Linked DNA regions of Homo sapiens: region 1 is linked to region 2. A link is a contact called in ENCODE Hi-C or POLR2A ChIA-PET data. All regions are on one chromosome and are shown on one strand. The core of a region is the stretch at or near the end of the contact, and the rest is flanking DNA. Distances in the headings are between cores, read along the strand shown. Region 1 overlaps CHN2 (chimerin 2). Region 2 has its middle 32 kb from the start of TRIL.

Region 1 (6,358 bases), core at 2,299-4,798, 560 kb after region 2:
GGGGAAAGAAAGAGCACCCGGGCTATGCAAACAACAGGAGTGAGAACTTGGAGTCAGAAATGTGCCAGGAGCGAATAAGGTGCAGGGGAGAGACCTCGGGGACAGAAAGGAGTCCATCACATTTAAATCATCAGTTGGGGTGGGCCAGATGGTGGAAAGATGATGATTCCTGGGCCCTGGAGCCATCAGAGTCTCCTGAGCAGGCCCTTCCCCCACTCAGCCTGCTGCTTCTGTTCCCAGCCTCTCCAGTCTGCATGGGGATCTGCATCACTCTTTCCTGCCAAATTCTCTCCCACCCCCATGCACTTCCAGGATACCCTTCCTTCTTCCCGATATGGAATATGGATGGAGAGCAGAGGCCCAGAAAGTTCTAACCCCCCTCACTGTGTGTTCCCCACTCCCTTTCCACCCCCCTTCCACCTCCTGCCCAGCCTGTACCAGCTTCCCTTTTCTCCCTAGCGCTGATCACCAGCTGACATCGTACATATTTATGTGTGTGTTTGCCTGCCTTCCCCTTACCAGAGGGAAACTCCCGATGGGAGGGGGTGGGGAGAGAGGGTTCGTGGAGTGGGGATTTTTGTCTGTTTTATTGACTGCAGAAACCCCAGTGTCTAGAACAAGTCCTGGCCCACAAGCTGTTCATTCACGTTGGCAGAAAGCAGGGGACCGTATCTCCCTACAGTTGAGCTTTCGGAGCCCTCTCCTCACTCCCTGCCCTGCAGTTTGCCCTCTTGTGCGGCTTGTGTGTTGTATGCACCTGTGTTCATTGTACTAGAGTCCTTCCACGGAGTGGGCCCTTGCCAGGGTCATCAGATGGCGCAGGAGAGATGGAGGCCCTATCAGGATGTGTCGGGCCAGCTCTCAATCCCCATTTGCCAGGGATGGTGACTGTGCAGTGCTACCCCGTGTCTGATCCATGGGAGCGGGCGGGTAAGGGGGAGGAGGGATCTGTCCCAGTTCACTACAGCTGTCCTGTGTGGCGCCTTTCAAAAGCATCCCATCAGGACGTAGGGGAAATGGTTGCCCTACTTACTCTTATATGTCCCCCACTCTGCTGACAGACTGAGGATGCACCAGGAGCACCCCGTTCCCATGGCACACCCCATCGCGTGTGCTCTTGTAGCATGCTCCTTCTCAACATGCAACCCCCACCCCGTGCTATCCTGGAGGCCAGGACTAGAAGTTCAAGAAGCTAAGAATATGTCCCCACGCTCCCACTAAAACACCTGTCCAGGACGTGGCAGCACCACCACCTCCCAGTTTGGATTTGAGGCTCCTTGATGATTTCTAGGCCTTTCATTCATTTTTGCATTCTTCTCAGTCTAGTGGTCATTTGCTTTGGAAGAAGACTTTTTGCTTCCCGCATGCAAGCCCCTCTCTCTTCCTCTTCCCCCTTGACCTCATAAAAGTGTGTCAGCCCTTCGTGTCATTCCCAGCATTTTGTCTGCCTTGCCTTCTTATCAAGCTCCCAGGTGTCTATCACCCTTTTCTGTCCATCTGATGCTACTTCTGTGCCTGGAGAACAGGGATGGCTGGATATTGCACCTGCAAATTGACACAGGCAGAAATTGGCTTCAGAATGGTTGGGGGCTTGTTTTGTTTTTTTTTTGTTTGTTTGTTTTGTTTTGTTTTTTAAGTTAATAATCAGAAAAGGCTGTTTTGCCAGAAACAAGTCTGGAAAGAAAATTCAAAACAAAGGCAAAACTCATCACCTTAAATATAAAATGAGGGACTCAAAGTGAGACTGGAATAAACAGGTTTGGAAATATATGGCTTTATTAAAAAAATGTTGTTTCTGCTCCCAGAGTGCTATGAAGAGGAGTTGTTTTTGTCTACCTCCTAATTCAGCCTGCTCCACATTATAATGATTACAAAGTCCTTGTTTTCAAGTAATATAACCCCTGGAAACTATCTTAAGCTAAATAGACTATTATACAGGATGGTCTCATAAAGCCTCCAGGGAATACTCAGAACTCAGGGACGGGTGGAAACAGGAACTGGGAGTATACCTGGAGCCAGTTTCTCCCTCTCTTCCTCCTTCCCTCCCTCCTTTCTTCTTTTTCTCCTTCTAACTCCCTCCCTCTTTCTCTCCCCCTCCCTCCTTCCTTTCCCTCCCTACTTTCATTATCTCTTCCTTCCTCTGTCTCTCCTTCTCCCTCTCCTTCCTCCAGAGGCATCCAGTAGAGGCCAGGTGTGCTACTAAACGTCCAGGACAGGCCACCACAACAAAGAGTTGTGCAGCCCTAAATGCCAGTAGTGCTGAGACTGAGAAACCTCACTACTGGCAATGGGGAGCCACTCGAGGTTTTTGAGCAGGGAAGTGTCAAAAGGATGTGGGTGTCGATGTGCTCATAAACCTGATCAAAGTTAAGTAGCATGAGGACATCTTACTTTATGCAGTGGGGAGACTCCCAGAAAGCTTTGAGACAATCAATATTTTAGAAATGCAATCCTATCTTAAACTAGGGCAGCTGCTAATGAGAAGTCCAGGGATCTGTGGTGCCCGGTTTGAGAAACTCAGCTCTCCTGCCCCATCTCCTTGGCCAGCCTTTCAGAGGGAACTCAGAGTGTCTGTCATAGATTGATTCACCTCTGCTGTGTTTTCGTACATCTGAAAAGGGTCACTTCAAGGTTAGGACTTCATCTGGTCTTGCAAAAGGGGAGAGTTCAAAGTTTAACCTAATTTTTCATATGAGATGAATGTCACATGGTTGTGGGAAATACAGTAAATTATAGGAAAAGTCCTTGGCAGAGATCTGGAAGCCTTGACTGTGCTGCTGACCTGGGTGACGCAGGATAGGCTGCCTGCCCTCCAGCCTCTCAGTTAACCCTGGGCAAACACTAGACTAGACCTCCAGAACCCAGCCACATGTAGCTGGAAGGGACTTTAGCTCTCTCTTCTGTGAACATAAAGTAGCTAAACAAACAAACAAACAAACAAACTGCCTCTGACCCGAAGATTCCTTTTCAAAGCAAAAGAATAAAATTCTGATTTTTAATATGAATAATAAAATGACAAATTGAGGCAATAAGGTTTCCATCTATACCACTGCTTCTCAATAAAGGAAACTTCACCCCCCCACCTCCCCCTGACCCCTGGGGGACATTTGTCAATGCCTACAGATATTTGTGATTTGTCCCAGCTGGGAGTGCTACTGGCATTTAGTGGGTGGAGGCCAGCGATGCTGCCAAACATCCCACAATGTACGAGGCAGACCCCCACAACAAAGAATTTTCCAGCCCAAAATGTTAATCAGTAGTGCCGAGGCTAAGAAATCATGATGTATACTGGTAAGAAAAAGCAAAAATTCTCAACTGCAGCATGTCATAAACGGTACTTTTCCTTCTTACAGTTTCGATCCCAGGCTGAGCTGATATTAATACATCTGGGTGGTGTCTACATTGACCCATCAAAACATATCTGGTATAAAACCACCAGAGAATACTGCCTTCCAGATTCAGCAGCTATGAGACAAATAACATCCTGTTCATTTAGAAAGAGCTGTGTTGAGAGATACTTGCTAAATGCCTGAGATCTTTCTGGATGACTCTTCTTGCTCTTGTTTTTGCAAAGTAGCCATTCCTGGGCCATTTGTCAAACATACCTTATCTCGTGTAATATCATCTTTTTTGTTTGGTGTGGTTTTTGAATTCCAGGCAGACCGTGCCTAGTGTAATAGTCTTGGACAGACATTCTTCCTGTCTGGAGTATTTTCTTCCTGTCTAGAATATTTTAGTTACTGCCCTCAAGTTTTCAAACTGTTCTTTCTCTAAAAAGATATTCTTGCAAATCAGTGAACTTCAGAAAATGGAAAAAGCCGACCAGTGAATTTTAAGATACGGTATATTTCAATGAAAGAGTAGACATAATAAGTAGAAGCCAAATAAAATGGGCTCAGAGCATGCCCTCAGCATTTACACGTAGCCTTCTGTCTAGAGATTGTCCTTGTGGATCCAAAAGAAAATTGAACAATATATCGGTCGTGAAAATAAACAATGGCCCATCACCAAAAAGGAAAGTAGGCAATGGGCCTAAAATAATGTTTCACTTTACATCCTTGCTCTATTCTCATTTTGTTTTATTTTTTGGGGACTGTGTGGGGACACTGGGTGCTACTTGCTCTTCGAGACGTCTATGCATTTATTTGGCTGGACAGAACAGATCAAAGGCAGTAGGGATACTTGTTGGGAAAGGATGTTGGTAAATATGGACAGTGATAATAAGCATTAAAATGCAATCCTGATGTGCTCAATTATTTTTAAAAATATTGGCAAAAAAAGTGAAATTTTAGAAAATCTGTGATTAGCCTATCCTGTTTTTCCTGAAACAATAGGCCAGTTTATATTTTGTCAATATGCATTCTGTCCACGTGTAGTAAACATGTAGCCACTCACTTAATTTCTAAATATTGCATTTTCATTTTTACCCCAAGATATAGGGATATTTAAGATGAGGTTATTTCATCCACTCAAGATGTTTCAGAGACCAACGTGATGTCATTCCTTTTTTTTTTTTTTTTGAAACACCATTTGCCAGAAAAGAATGCCTTTCAAAACCTAAGCCCACCTTCATTGGCCTTTGGTTATGCTGTTTTCTCTTCTGTAAATGTCTTCCTCAAGTCATCTGCTCTCCAGTCAACACCATCACTTCCCCACCTGCTCAATCTTTCCCAGGCTGGTGAATTCCTATCCATCCTTCAAAGCCCAGTTCAATATCCCCTTCCGCAGACTTCTAGGAAGAATTTATTATTCTCTCCATTATACTACCATAGGATCTCCTACGTGTTCTGCTGTATCACCTGACACATAATTGCCTGTTTATTCTTGTAGATAATGAGATCCTTGAGTGCAGGCAGTTCTTATTCCTCTGATCTATTTCAACTTTGTATATCCAAGGACTAGTACAGGGCCAAGTTCAAAGCAGGCAATCAGCATGTAAATATCAAACAAACGAGTGAATAATGAGTTGCTGGAAAGGTGGAAATAAGATGAAAATAGGATATAATTCATCTGTCTGACATCCTTCCCCCATTAATTTGTAATGCCACTTCTGAGATATACCAAGTATCCATATATGTGTGATTTGGTTTCTTGTCTTTCCAGTGTATACTACTGGTACCAAATGTACTGTACCAAACATACTGGGCTTTGGCTCTCTATTTGAAATGTTATTATATTATATTCAGAATATGGTATGTATGGTATCAGTTTTTTGTATATGTTGAAGCTTAATTTGTGGTCAATTGATACGAATATTCCAAGTGGTTTTGAAAAGTGTGTGTGTTCTTTGAATGGCTGGATATGAGATCCCTTTCGTATTCATAGATCAACTTTAGCTATTTGATCTACTAGTTTCTGTGAAAGATGTCAAAATCATTATGATTGTGGATTTGTCAATTTATCTTTGTAAGTCTTTCAATTTCGCTTTATATTTTTGAGACCATATTGTCATATAAAAGCTCAAAATTATATACTTCTGGTAAAAATAAATCTCTATTATCTCTATCACTAATAATGCAAATATATATATTTGCTCTATTTTGGGTTTCTATTGGCTAGTTTGCTGGGTATGGCTTTCTTTCTTACATTTCTCTCATGTTATGTTTTAGTTGTGTTTCTTGAAAGGATTTTTAAAATGTTATCTAAAAATCTTTTTTTGTGATGAATTAGAGCCACTTATTCTGATTAGAGTTGTATAAGGATTTTTTCTACAATCACTGTACTTTTCTATTGCATCTTTTTTCTCCTTCCCTGCTTTTTATTGGTTTAATTAAACCTATATTTCTTTTTCCCTTATGTATTTGTGTGTGTGTGAGAGAGAGAGACAATCTCAGTCTGTTGTCCAGGTTGGAGCACAGTGGCGCCATCATAGCTCATTTTAGCCCTGGACACCTGGGCTCAAGCCATCCTCCCATGTCAGTCTCCTGAGTAGCTAGGACTACAGGCATGTGCTACTATGCCCAGCTAAATTTCAAACTCTTTTTAGAGATGGAGTCTCACTATGTTGCCCAGGCTGGTCTCTACCTGGCCTCAAGTGATCCTCCTACCTTGACCTCCCAAAGCACTGGGATTACAGGCATGAGCTACCACACCCAGCCATATATTCTTTTTGATTAATGGATTTCATCCCACCCTTTTTTAAATTATCAAAAATTTAATACATGCATAATTGACTTCAAATATTCTTCAGTTAATTAGTAGCTCTTCTTACATTTCCCAAATTAAGAGAACTTTAGACTTCTTCATCCCCTTCAAACTTCCATGTCATTTTTTTACCCCATGTTTAAGTCCCCTACAGTTAGTCATCTTGTTATTGTTGTATGCAAATAGGGCATGATTAGATTGACCCACACTTACC
Region 2 (5,741 bases), core at 2,538-5,037:
AGTTTTTTGTGTCCTAACATCTCTCTGATGCTTGTGAGAAAGTGTAAATTCCAGTAGGCACTTTACCCAAGCCACCTTGAGGCTCTGGTTTTTTAGTTCATCCCACCCCAGGCCCAGGCAGATATGGTTGAATTCTAAGGTTTCCATTCTTTCCCATTGACCAGAGCAGGCTGGCACCCAAAGTGCTGATCAGGAAGAAGGCCCCTCTTCCACCACCATCACAGAATCCCCAAGGAGCTTGTCTTCCATCCTAGGCATGTAAAATGATTTACTATCTGCGCCCTTCAGCTGTAGAGCTGAAATCTGCATCCTGTACCTAGTCCCTCATGATAGGGAAGAGGTAGAAAACAAAACACCCTCCACTCATTTCTTATTCATAGAGCAGCCAATGTAAAATATGATTACATACATGATGGATTGGATCCGACAGATAGTATAAAAGGCAAGCCGGGGAACATTAACTAGGGAATGGATTTTTCAATGATTTCCAATGTCTCTTGTAGTCAACAGTGAAGGGAAGGGAAGGGATGAGACAAATGCAAAGAGACACACACATAACTTTCAGTATCAAACTTTAAAATACATTTCACTCTCAGATAAAGGCTTATTGCGTGTTTATCCTATGCTTTGCTGTGTGCTTTATATACGTGATTTCTTATTTATTTATTTATTGAGATAGGTTCTTGCTCTGTTGCCCAGGCTAGAGTGCAGTGGCACGGTTTTGGCTCACTGCAACCTCTACCTCCCAGGCTCAAGCAATCCTCCCATGTCAGTCTCCCTAGTAGCTGGGACTACCGGCTAATTTTTGTGGGTTTTTTGTTTTGTTTTTTGGTTTTTGGTTTTTGTTTTTTTTTGTAGATACAGGGTCTCACCATGTTGCCCAGGCTAGTCTTGAGCTCCTGGACTCAAGTGATCCCCCCTGCCTTGGCCTCCCAAAGTGCTGGGATTACAGGAGTAAGCCACCGCACCCAACCCGATCTCTTTTAATTACCTTTGTTCTACAGAAAAGATTAAAAAAAAAAAAGAGGTTCCAAGAAGGAAGTAAAGTACCTCAAGTTTACCCACCTGGTAAGTACTGAGCAGGACTTGAATCCAGACCTTGTCTTGCACACCCAAACTGCTCTCCTCGTCCATGAGCCGCCCTGCTTGCTTCCCGGACCCTGACGCTATGATGGCCAGGACCTACCTGTATGTTTATAAACCACTATCAGCTGCTGGCCACTCTAAATAGGTGGCACCTGAGACCAGACGCAAACTCCTGAGAAGCGAGTGAAGCTGAAGCCTGAGGCCCTTCTTCCTCACAGGCCTCTGTGAGTTCTGTGAGGAGTCATCGAGTTTTCCAGAAGAGAGGAAGCTGGGTTGCAATCAGAAAGCATTTCTAATCAGCCATTTTTGGTAAATTGCCTAAAGAGATCTTCATGAGAAAAAGGATCTAAACTTACAAGTCTCCAATAATTTTTTGTGATATCATTTTTCATTCTAAAGAAATGTTCACTTTCCTGCCTAATTTTGTATTTGTAATTGTATATTCTTTTTAAAAGAAATCATATGAGCTTTGGGCTTCACAAAATCAGGATCTCCCCTGCCTGTGCCTTTTTCCAGTGCTTAAACATTTTGCCTCTCATCCCCTAAAAAGCTAAACAATTTATTGTGATCTTGAAGCCATCATTGCTGGGCATAGTCCTGAAATATAGTTTTCCTGCAAAAGGAGAGGGAGGGGAGGAAGAAGGAAGGGAAGAAGGAAGGGAAGAAGGACAGAAATGCACAAGATTATATGTAGAGTTAGTAATTCATTTAATGTTAAGGAAGGAAAGTCACCACCATTACAAGCGCCTCTTTAAAAAAAAAAAAACACCCTTCCACATAGACTGAATCTCGTCTTCTCTTATGAAGGTTCTAAATTCCTAAAGATGGCTTCAGTGGACCATCCAATAATCAGATAAAAGGTCCACATTGCCGTGGACACGACATGGCTAAAGACAGGACCTAGACTTTGTTCCTGGGATTTTGTGGCATATTGTTAACACAAATCACCTGATTACGTTAGCCAGCAATGATCAGTCATGTATTCTTTCGCCTTCATCCTGCTTCTCCAGTTAGAGGGTTTTGAAAATCCCTTAAACAATTCAACCACTTGTTACGGAAGGTTTCCACAGCCTCTTGTCTCCTTTGTCACACAGAAATTCCCCCAAATCATCTTGGCTGCTTACATCTACAGAGCTATAAACGGGATGCGAGTCCTCAGCGGGGAACACCAGAGCCCTCTGAGGGTGGGGAGCTTGGCGTCATACCAACTTCCTGGACCCACACTATCTGGGTTCACTAGTTATACTGATCAGACTGGCAAGTCCTCCTATGGGAAACCTTGTTTTGCGCCCCTCCATAGACATCACCTTTGTTTTTAGGTAGTATTGATCACCCGAGGATTCGGGTTCAGGCCCACGTCATTCTAGGGTCTCAGGGTCAGAGCAAGTAAGGTGATAAAGTAAAAGGGGTTAAATAATCTTATAAACACATATTCACACTGGAGATTTCCATTTTTTCTATTTCTTTTTATGAAACGTTTATGCACGCTTTATGGTTCTAAAACACAGGCTGCTGTTTAAGCCATTCACAGAGATAGAAAAGAAAAGAGAAGGAGAAAGCTTTTTAAATGTGGGGGCAGGGGAAAGCGGTTAGTGGAACTTCATCTGCTGAGTGTTCATACAGAGCAGAAATAAAGAAGTGTGTGTCTATCCTATGAAGCCTATAAATCTTAAGGAAACCCAACTGTTGCCGACCCAAAAGCCTTCTGCAAATTTGCTCTTCACAGTATCTGACCCTCCAGGCTCATTGTTCTGTGTTTTCCTGGATTGATATGGCCTAAAATCAAAACTGCATTCATAGCTCGGAAGTAATTTAATAGCTCTAGTCTAGAATTAAACTTTTTGGTCATTCATTTTGATTAATTGCTAAAAGAAATTCTGGCGCTTATACCCCTAAATACAATTTTATTTTGTGGAAACAGAAAACTTATTCTACAAAGAAGTCAACCTCTATCATAAATTCACCATCCAGGCTTGAGTGGTTTGACGTCTGGGTGCTGTACCTTGGAGACATATAATTGAAGCCCACGTGTAGATGTAGAGGTACTTTTAAAAATTTCCTCCTTGAAGATGACGTTTAACTCCACAGAGTAGCTTTCTTTGTCTTAATTCTCTGGGCTTCCATTTTTAAAAGAAAAAGCTATCCTCAAAGGCTTTATAGGGTTATTAATTACACAATGTCACCTATCGACAGAAGAAAGCCACTGTGACAGTCTCTAGCTGTCTGAAATTTAAGTAGGCTTACCAAAGCTCTTAAGACGACAAACACATGCATTTGTAGGACGGTTCCTGTCCCACTGAGGTTAACTAAATGGTCTGGGGATGGGCAAGGAGAAAGAAGGGGAGCACTTGCAAAGTAGCTGGCTCCACTTTGGAGGAAAAAAATCCTGGGGTTGTTTTTGAGGTCCGGCTGAGAACCAAGAGCAACAACAAATCATCTATATTTTTTTCAGCGCATCATGTCTATTTTTCACGTAGCAACTCCCTTCCGGGCATTCGGAAAACGCTCCTCGTCGGATATTTCTACCCACAGGATGCTCTTTCTGTTTAACATGGAAGTAGCTTTGAATTCTCTCTGCAAAGAAGAGGTCCGGTATCCCGGCGGGAGAAGCAAAGTGCCACTGGGTGCTGGAACGTGGAGGAGAGGGCTCGCAGGAGGAAGGGTGGGGCTTGGGAAGGAAAAAGGCGCGGCTCGGAGGAGAAACCGGCTGCTCACAATCCGCGAAGCCAGAAGTTACCCGGCTCGTGGAACCACGTCCACTTCCCCCAGCCAGTTCCCTCCTGGGTTTCATTCTTAAAAAGCGATTTGTATTGGTGCCTCTCTTCCGTGTGCTACAAAGAGAAGTGACCGCTAGAGGGCAATATGCTGCAAAATAAGAATTTGATCGCACATGAGAAGAGCTGAAATAATAAGCATACAGATAGAATGAAATAGAGGTATTGTGAAGAAGTGTGGTGAGTAGGCTTTCCAATCCCTGTTCTCCATATCCATACACCCCCTCAAATATACACACTTAACTGAATGGCAAAGTATCTGCACTGCAGAAGCTAACCCATCATTTTTTTCTCTCTCTCTCTTAGTTTCTGAGAGTTGGGAGGAGTTTTAGGGAATATTGAACTCCTCGACATCAGAACAGGGTAGTTTCTGGAAGCTTTCACCGTTCATAAGCCCAGAGTATAAGATCAAAGTAGTGGTTCTCAACCGGGGGCCGGGAGGGGAGGAGGGGAGTTTGCCTCCCAAGGAACATTTGGCCTTGTCTGGAGAGATTTGTGTTTGTCACAGCTTGGGGGATGGGGTGAACATAGATACTACATAGATACTAGCACCTAGTGGGTAGAGGCCAGGGATGTCACTCAACATCTTACAATGCATAGGACAACCTCTAATAACAAAGAATCATCCCCTGCAGATGTTCATAGTGCCAAGGTTTGACCAGGGTCAAACATGAGTGCACAGCTTGTAGATGCATTTCCATCCAGTGAGGGTGTGGTTCAGTCCTCAGCACTTCAGCTCTTCTCAGTGTTGACAGGCATCTCCTATGCATTGTGCATCTTTCCCCTAAGTAGACCTGCTCCATGTGATTGAAATGTGTTGCCGCAGGTAAGCTGGTCTTTCAGATTCCTGCAGCACAGAGACCCATTTACTGCAAGGCATCTGCCCACTAGGACCCGGACTGGCAGAGCCTTCTGATGTGGATTCCCCAGCCCACCCTTAAGGGAGCCTCTGGGCACTTTAGTCAGGGACCTGGCTTCCTCCACTTACTAGTTGTGTGATCTTAAACAAGTCTTTCAGCCTCCTCTGTAAAATGGTGATGATAATGACACCTACCTCCTGGGGTCTTGTAAGGAGCAAATGAGCTCACAGGTAGAAAGCCTGGTAGGCCCATAAGGGCGTAGGCATTGTCTTCTCTTTCTCCCATAGTACATGATTCATTCTTTGTTTCCCTTCTAAAGGACTTAGCCCAAAGGCATGTGCCACATCTGTCCTTGTCTTATCACATTTAATTTTTTTTAAAAAATCTTATTTTAATGGGTCATTACTGCATACTTCATCTTTGTCTTATTATTATTCAATTATTCTGTCCAGAGACAGTACAGGGTGATGATCACAAATTCAAGACCCAGCCTGCCTGAAACTGAATCCTGTTTTGCCCCTCCCTAGACAGCTGATCTTGAGCGAGTTATTTAACCTCCTTGAACCTCAGTTGTCCCCCCTCTAAAATGGGTGTGATAACAGTACCCATCATTGTACAGATTAAATTAATTAATATTGGAAAAGTACTTGGAACAGTGCCTGGCACATAGTAGTACTAAATAAGATATAAATAAATGAAAACGATGGTGATGAGATTCATACTATTTCCCCCAACACCTAAAAATCCAACCTAAATGCACCAGAATAACAACTGATGGGATGGCTGAAGCTAAACTTACAATGCCAGGATTCCAAGGTCATTCATCTACAGGTAGGGGGCTTGAGGAAGAGAGCTTCTTTTGCATCTGAGAACATCCATAGTGCAGGAGCCACATCTGGCCCAGTCCTGTAATTTTACTAAGAAGGCAACTCGAGCACAGAGTCAATGGTGCACAGTAGGGAAGCAGGACCAGAACCTGCCAGTCAACACCACAGCTCACTCCTTTTGGCCTACATTGAGT

Evidence for each region. Hi-C counts contacts between places; a loop is a spot of excess contacts on that map. ChIA-PET counts read pairs that join two places held with the same protein, here RNA polymerase II (POLR2A). Pooled maps may share reads with other maps.
Region 1: a pooled map shows a loop between it and region 2 (2.0-fold over the local background). The contact joins two enhancer-like sites. A Hi-C loop is called at or near these places in 1 of 50 pooled maps. POLR2A ChIA-PET finds 5 or more read pairs at or near these places in 2 of 52 experiments (H1 and OCI-LY7).

The regions. Positions count from the first base shown.
Region 1 is chr7:29,485,608-29,491,965 of GRCh38, forward strand. The region is part of intron 7 of CHN2 (chimerin 2); the gene reads left to right. Among named protein-coding and RNA genes, the nearest start is that of PRR15-DT, 75 kb to the right of the region's middle. Within about 2 kb of position 3,549, at least 2 of the 41 ENCODE cell types and tissues checked have a DNase peak (open chromatin) inside an H3K27ac peak, as active enhancers do.
Region 2 is chr7:28,923,269-28,929,009 of GRCh38, forward strand. No RefSeq gene overlaps it. Among named protein-coding and RNA genes, the nearest start is that of TRIL, 32 kb to the right of the region's middle. Within about 2 kb of position 3,788, at least 15 of the 41 ENCODE cell types and tissues checked have a DNase peak (open chromatin) inside an H3K27ac peak, as active enhancers do.